Linked DNA regions of Homo sapiens: all the other regions are linked to region 3. A link is a loop called in an ENCODE intact Hi-C map of the cell type or tissue named here. Cell type or tissue: mammary epithelial cell. All regions are shown on one strand.

Region 1 (2,500 bases), 270 kb after region 3:
ACTCACCATCCCCCTCTCTGGAGATGGTGGCTCCCTGAGGGCAGATCTGGGACCCAGGTCTCTATCTTGCTCATCTGGCAGTTCCCTGCCCTCCCTGCACAGGGTAGGCCTTTAGAATTTGCTCCATAGGGCCGGGTGCGGCGGCTCACACCTGTAATCCCAGCACTTTGGGAGGCCGAGGCGGGCGGATCACCTGAGGTCGGGAGTTGGAGACCAGCCTGACCATGGAGACACCCCGTCTCTAATAAAAATACAAAATTAGCCAAGCGTGGTGGTGCATGCCTGTAATCCCAGCTACTCGGGAGGCTGAGGCAGGAGAATCGTTTCAAACCGGGAGGCAGAGGTTGCGGTGAGCCAAGATCATGCCACTGCACTCCAGCCTGGGCAACAAGAATGAAACTCCGTCTCAAAAATAATAATAATAATAATTTGCTCCATAGATGAACTTACAGGGTGCTCTGTAAACTGTGGGGCACTATATAAATGTCAGGAAATGCCTGAGAAACAGTAGCTATTTTTGTCAGTTAACCTCACAAGCATGTATTAAGCACCTGCTGCATGCACGGAGATGACTCACACAGCCATGGTTGAGGTATGATCAGATGCAGACCCGAGAGGTGAAGGGGTCACAGGCCCACCAGTCCCTGTCCATCATGGAGGGGCTGCAGTGGGGCCTAGTACAGAAGTGGGAAACTTAGCCTAGTCTAAGTGAGGTTTTAACATCTAAATATATCTCCTTTTTCTCTTTTAACTACCATGCACTGAGTGGACACCAGCACCAGGCCTAGTGCTGAGATTTTCGTGCATGATCTCATTGAATTTTCACAACTATCCCAAGATAGGGATTCCTTGACCTTCATTTACAGGAGAGGAAACTGAGGCTTAGCCTGGCAAGTGGTAGAGCTGGGATTTGGATGCAGGCCTGTCCGACTCCAGAGCCAGAGCTCTTCACCACCACTGCATATTGCCTTCGGGTGACTGTGTTCAACCTGGAGGAAGGAATGCCCCGCTCTGAGAGCTCCTTCTTCCCACTGTGGAGAACTCACTACTGAGGGTTAAAGACACAAAGCCGCACTGCCAACCAAATCCAGGTCCTTGGAAACCCGACCAAAGGCCCTCGGAGGCCTGTCACAGGGTCCTCTAAGTTGGGAACCTGCTCGCGGCTGAGGTGGGAATCAGCCTCTCCATGCTTCCCTCGGCTAAGGGCCAGGAGTGGATTCTCCAAGCTCCACACGCCCTCTGCTGATCACACTCAGGCACGGCAGCTATACCTGCCACATGACTCCACTCAGCACCGCTCCGCAAGGCCCCCACTCCAGTTCTGCCTCTGCATCCCAAATTCTCCCAAGACAGGCACTGGATTCCTCTGTCTTTCCAAGTGCACTCCCCCAGGAGGCACCCCAGCTTTCAGCCTGGCTACCCTCCGCCTGCACTGTCAGCTGCTGGCCCGGGGCGTGGCCAAGGCGGCCCTGCAGGCATGCGTGGAATGGAGGCTTTCTGGCTTCCCCCGCCTTCTGCACCAGGAGGCAGGGTGGTGTGGCAGGAAGGGCACGGGCTCCATTCCAGCCCTCTCTACTTGCTGTGAGATGTTGGCCATGTAACTGAAAACCTCCAAGTTCTGGTTCCTTCCTTAGAAAGCCCATAGTGGAGATAAAGGCCCAGGGGCTTGCACTGCCCACCGCCCTGGGCTGTGCTGGAACCCCTTCCCATTGGGCAGTGAGTTTCCAGCGTGGGTGTGACTCCTCCATCGGGGCCTAGGAGACAGCTGGCTCTCCACCGGCACTGCTGGTGGGACAGCTGTGTTGACTGTTCCAGGAAGCTTCCCTGGCCTCTGTCCGGGCTGCCAGGCAGCCTTGCTTTGGCTCTCACTGCAGCCCCCACCCCTGCAAATCTTTCCCGCCCCTAAACAACTGGGAAAATGCACCTCAGGCGGAGTCAGGGTCCTGCCCGAGGTGACGGTTTCCCCTCAAGCTCCTTACTCGTGATAGCACTTTTAGCTTCTGAATCCTCTTAACTGATGAATCCCATTTCACAGATGAAACTGAGTCATTTCCCCAAGGCCACACACTTAGAGTGACAGAGCTGGTTTGGACTTTCAAGCCCACACTGTTAAACACCTTGCCAGATTCACATGGGCACTGCCCCCGGCTGAACCAGCACATTGGAGGCAGGGGCTGCGGCATCTTACCTGCTACACCCTCAGCTTAGATAAGTGAATGAACAGATGAGGCGGGTCAATGGGCCAGGGGGTTGGCGTGGGGGATCAAGCGGCCACAGTGGGGCTGTGGGGTTCTGGGGTCAGGGTGGGCTTGGGTGGTTTGCACACAGGCTAGGAGGACTCAAGGCAGAGTTTATTGGCCCCTGAGCCCCCTCTCCCATTCCTCCTCCCCTCATAGCCAGGCCAAGACTGAGATGGAGGTGACACAGACCCACAAGGACTGAGAGGCCCTGCCTGAGGGATAATCAGGCAGCCACCCAGGGAGGAGGATGGGGGAGTGGG
Region 2 (2,500 bases), 150 kb before region 3:
TCTACAACCAGAAACACAGAATGCCAGGGAAGAAACTTGAGAGATATTCTTGTCTAGAAGTTCCCAAATGAGGACCATAAAATTAGACATATTCCAACATTCTAATACTTAGTGAGCTGACATTTACTGGGCACTTCCTGCCGGCCAGGCCGGGTCCACGCACAGCCACCAACTGAACTCCTTGGACCTCAGGAACCAGGAGTAATTTGATATGCAGACAATGGACCATGCTCACAAATATAACCATTACAAGACCTCTGGGCCTGCCAGAAGGCAAGGACAAAGGGTTTAAAAAACACGTCCTGAAGGAAAACTGAAGAGTGAGCAAAATTCAGCCAATGCTGCAGGATCTGGCCTGGGGGAGGGGCCAGACTGGAGAATGCAAGTTCTCTAGCAATCCTAGTAAGAAAAAGGCACGGGGGACAGGGTGCACTTGGAGAGAGTACGGGAGCAGGGGGATCAAAAGGGGGAAAGGCACGGGGGCGGGGCATGGGGGTCTGGATGAGGAAGACTCAGGGGAAGGGGGACACCAGGGGTCCAGGATGAGGGAGGCAGAAGCAGTGACATCAGGGGCAGGAGAAGGGCCGCCCCTCCGTCGTTCCTGCAGCCCACAGGCAATGAGGTTAGAAGGTGGACGCTCGAGACCCTCTGCCGAGGGGGTCTGCCGATTCCTGGCCACACCCGCGCTTCCCCCTTCTGAGGGGCAGAAGGGGCAGCCTGGCCAGGAGTGGCCCAGCCGGGTCAGGCCCCATGGCCCCTTACCGGCTCTTGTGCAGACTTGACATGGTGTTGACTTCCGGACCCCCCAGCCGCCTCCGCCGCCTGCGCCTCTGCCGCCTGCGCTGCCGCCGCCGCCGCCGCCCCCCAGGGACGCGGGGCTCTGCGCAAAAGCCTCCGGCGGGAAACACAGCCACTAGCCTGCGCGTTCCACCGCCTCAGCCCCGCCCCGCCCCGCCAGTCACGTGCCACCCCTCGACTCTCACGCTTCCACACGGTACTGGCGGCTACGGCCGGCCGGGTTGAGCGGGGCAACCTCGGGTCTGGTGGGCGTGGCAATCGCGGGCCGGGAGCCCCAGCGCCGCCGACCCTGCGGGCCAAATTTGAGAACCCGCCGGTGACAGCGCAGACTGTGTGTCTCTGGACTATTCCTTGCGCTTCCCTGGGCCTCAGTGTCTACTTACGCAATATACCTGTCACCCTGTCGTCTTCCCTGCACTCACCCCCCTGTAATTAACTACTGCATGATTGTTACAGGAGTCTCGGCCTCCCCTGCTAAACTGTTCAGGCCCCCCAGCTTATCTTGGTCTCTGCAGAATCCTCAAGGCCTGTATAGCAGGGACTCGCATGAACCGCCGTGCGCGGCCCAACTTTTTTTTTTTTTATAAAAACTATACCAGCAAACCCTATAAAATGTAAGTTAGGAAGAAAGAAAAAAACACAAATGATATCTTAAGAAAAATAGGCTGGACCGGGCGCGGTGGCTCATCCCTGTAAATTCCAGTGCTTTGGGAGGACGAGGCAGGCAGACCACTTGAGGTCAGGAGTTGGAGACCACTCTGGCCAACACGGTGAAACCCCGTCTCTACCAAAAATGCAAAAATTAGCCGGGCGTGGTGGCAGGCGCCTGTAATCCCAGCTCCTCGAGATTACCTTCTTTACAAAAGATGTAAAAATTAGTTGAGTAGGCCGGGCGTGGTGGCTCACGCCTGTAATCCCAGCACTTTGGGAGGCTGAAGCGGGCAGATCACCAGGTCAGGAATTTGAGAACAGCCTAACCAACATGGTGAAACCTCGTCTCTACTAAAAATACAAAAATTAGCCGGGTGTGGTGACGCACAACTGTAATCCCAGCTACTCAGGAAGCTGAGGCAGGAGAATTGCTTGAACCCGGGAGGCGGAGCTTGCAGTGAGCCGAGATAGTGCCACCGCACTCCAATAGCGCCACCGCACTCCAACCTGGGCAAAAACGCAAGACCCTGTCAAAAAAAAAAAAAAAAGAAAAGAAAAGAAAAGAAACTGCTTAAAGATTTTCCGAAATGGTTGTATTATTTAACACCTTTTTCTTGAGAAAAAAAAAAAAAGAAAGAAACAGCTAGCCAGGCGCGGTGGCTCACGCCTGTAATCCCAGCACTTTGGGAGGCCAAGGAGGGCGGATCATGAGGTCAGGAGATCGAGACCATCCTGTCTAACACGGTGAAACCCCATCTCTACTAAAAAATACAAAGAAAAAAATTAGCCGGGCGTGGTGGTGGGTGCCTGTAGTCCCAGCTACTCGGGAGGCTGAGGCAGGAGAATGGCATGAACCTGGGAGGCAGAGCTTGCAGTGAGTGGAGATTGCACGACTGCACTCCAGCCTGGGCGAAAGAGCGACACTCTATCTCAAAAAAAAAAAAAGAAAAAGAAAAAGAAAAGAAAGTGCTTAAATATTTTCCAAAATGGTTGTATTATTTAACACCTACCCCAGCAGTATATGAGAGTTGCTGTTGTACCACGTCCTCAC
Region 3 (2,500 bases):
GGAGTGTGGGCCACTTCAATACCCAGAGTAGTGTCTGGTGGTGACAAGGACACAGCGAGTGTGTCCGGGGCTAGTGGGGAGAGAGGTGGGGTGGGTGATAGGAGCCCCACCCAGGGGCACAGCCGGCTCAAGCCTGTCCCTGCACAGGCTGGACCATGGGGACTGGAGCACGCTTAAGTCCTTCGTGTGTGCCTGGAACCTGGACCGGCGAGACCTGCGTCCCCAGCAGCCGTCGGCCGTGGTGGAGGTCCCCAGCGCTGTCCTGTGTCTGGCCTTCCACCCCACGCAGCCCTCCCACGTCGCAGGTGAGCTGCCTGCTGTGTCCGCCTCCTCTCCTCTCAGGACTCAGCTTCCCGCCCTGCAGAGGGCACAAGGGAGCTTTCCATGGGCCCTTTGGCCCGGAGACAGGAAGGCGGGCCCTGACCCTCTCAGTCTGGAGCCCAGGTGAAGGTCTGCAGTGAGCCCTGAGGGGTGGAACTCGGGGGAGGAGTCTGGAAGGGGGCCAGGGTCGGGGCCAGGACAGGGGGCTGTGGAGAGGCCAGAAGAGGCAGGTGCCCTTGGGAAGCCGTCAGTGGTAGGGGGCAGGCAACGCTGGAGGGAGCTGCCAGGTGCAGGGCAGGGGTGTCCGGCAAAGCTCCCTGGGGTACAACAGGGGAGCTGGGGGCTAGGACTCTCCCTCTGTGGGGATGACTTCCAGCCAAGTGGCTCTGCCGCCTGGCCCTGGCCCTGGCCCTGTAGGTGGGCTGGGGCGGGTGTTTGGCCAGGAAGTCAGGCTGGGGGTGGGGCTGAGCCTCTGCCCAGGTCCACTGTCCCTGCAGGAGGGCTGTACAGTGGTGAGGTGTTGGTGTGGGACCTGAGCCGTCTTGAGGACCCGCTGCTGTGGCGCACAGGCCTGACGGATGACACCCACACAGACCCTGTGTCCCAGGTCAGGGCAGGGGCTGCCGGGCGGGGTGGGCCCTGAGGCAGAGCTGGGGAGAGGGCGCCCACTCTCCTAGGAAGGTCACCCGGGCGTTGGCAGTTGGACAGCTGCCTCCTGCATTCTCGGAGCTCCCGCAGCATGAGTCACCCCCCTCAGGAGCCACTCCCAGGGCCCTGTGGCCATTCCCAGCCTCCTCTGCAGGCACCGAGTGAGCAGCGCTGGGATTCTGGGACTGGAGAGGGCCCTGGGAACCCTCCAGGCCTGCCCCCTGGTGGGTGAGCCTGGTTCTGGGGCCTCCCGGAGAATTTTTTTTTTTCCTGGAAGAGAGGGAGGGTAGGGGTGGAGCGTGACACCTGGGCAGGTGTCCCTTGTCTCCATCCTGGCCCTGCATGCTGTTAACTCAGGTGGTGTGGCTGCCCGAGCCTGGGCACAGCCACCGCTTCCAGGTGCTGAGTGTGGCCACCGACGGGAAGGTGCTACTCTGGCAGGGCATCGGGGTAGGCCAGCTGCAGCTCACAGAGGGCTTCGCCCTGGTCATGCAGCAGCTGCCACGGAGCACCAAGCTCAAGAAGGTACGTGGGCACCCGGAAACTGCCCTGGCCTGCGCCGGTGAGCCTTGGGGGTGGGAAGGTGTGGCAGTGGGCCTGACTTGCTGTGATCTCCCCTCCTGTTCTCTGGCTCTGTTGGGACAGTGCCATCTGATGCCCTTGGCTCTGACCCTGCTGCTGCCATTTCTCCACAGCATCCCCGCGGGGAGACCGAGGTGGGCGCCACGGCAGTGGCCTTCTCCAGCTTTGACCCTAGGCTGTTCATTCTGGGCACGGAAGGCGGCTTCCCGCTCAAGTGTTCCCTGGCAGCTGGAGAGGCAGCCCTCACGCGGATGCCCAGCTCCGTGCCCCTGCGGGCCCCAGCACAGTTTACCTTCTCCCCCCACGGCGGTCCCATCTACTCTGTGAGCTGTTCCCCCTTCCACAGGTACGTAGGGCAGGCCTGGGGCACAGTGGGGCCAGGGTGTCCCTGCCCTGCGGGTCTCTAGCCTGCCAAGCCTCATGACAAACTGCTTCAAGTGCTTGCCTTCTGCCCACTCTGAGACCCGTGTTCAGGTCTTTGGTGGTTGGCCCAGGCATCGTCCCTTCTCTAATGAGAGGACCAACTCCAGGCTGAGGGACCCGGGAGGCTCTTCACGAGCCTGGCAGCCCAGGAGGGGTCTGGTGTTGGGGGCCAGCACCACCCAGACCCCAGCACTGATTCCCTTGCCTGGCCCCCTGCATCCCGTCTAGGAATCTCTTCCTGAGCGCTGGGACTGACGGGCATGTCCACCTGTACTCCATGCTGCAGGCCCCTCCCTTGACTTCGCTGCAGCTCTCCCTCAAGTATCTGTTTGCTGTGCGCTGGTCCCCAGTGCGGCCCTTGGTTTTTGCAGCTGCCTCTGGGAAAGGTAGGAAGGGGCCGCTAGGCCTGGATCTGTTTAAGGGGTGGGTGGTCTGGGCCCTGCTTGTACCTGGGGTTCTGGGTTGGGGAAAAGACCACACATGGGGGTAAGGACGGCTTCCCTCCAGCAACCCAACTCAAAGCCAC

What was found. A loop is a pair of places that touch in the nucleus more often than their neighbours do. Peaks named below come from ENCODE experiments on the same cell type or tissue, not always from the same donor. Only the 100,000 strongest peaks of a DNase experiment are listed, where the experiment ranks them.
Region 1: it touches region 3 in a loop (22-fold over the local background); 6 of 110 quality-filtered maps call a loop at or near these places.
Region 2: it touches region 3 in a loop (2.8-fold over the local background); 8 of 110 quality-filtered maps call a loop at or near these places.

What each region holds. Positions count from the first base shown.
Region 1 is chr9:128,361,054-128,363,553 of GRCh38, reverse strand. SLC27A4 (solute carrier family 27 member 4) reads right to left here. Exons shown (of 13, transcript NM_005094.4): 13 at 2,084-2,500. Among named protein-coding and RNA genes, the nearest start is that of URM1, 9.1 kb to the left of the region's middle. In mammary epithelial cell, a CTCF peak has its summit at 1,238; a DNase peak (open chromatin) is centred at 1,263; H3K4me3 peaks cover 451 bases.
Region 2 is chr9:128,785,639-128,788,138 of GRCh38, reverse strand. TBC1D13 (TBC1 domain family member 13) reads right to left here and starts at 886. Exons shown (of 12, transcript NM_018201.5): 1 at 763-886. The coding sequence starts at 785. RefSeq lists a silencer at 749-1,238. In mammary epithelial cell, no CTCF peak of the experiment used is centred here; a DNase peak (open chromatin) is centred at 1,068; H3K4me3 peaks cover 1,374 bases; H3K27ac peaks cover 392 bases.
Region 3 is chr9:128,634,086-128,636,585 of GRCh38, reverse strand. It overlaps DYNC2I2 (dynein 2 intermediate chain 2), which reads left to right. Exons shown (of 9, transcript NM_052844.4): 4 at 148-305; 5 at 819-928; 6 at 1,327-1,494; 7 at 1,665-1,897; 8 at 2,203-2,360. Among named protein-coding and RNA genes, the nearest start is that of DYNC2I2, 22 kb to the left of the region's middle. RefSeq lists enhancers at 1-641, 694-1,893. In mammary epithelial cell, CTCF peaks have their summits at 364 (motif pointing right) and 1,193 (motif pointing left); a DNase peak (open chromatin) is centred at 1,125; H3K4me3 peaks cover 488 bases; H3K27ac peaks cover 1,485 bases.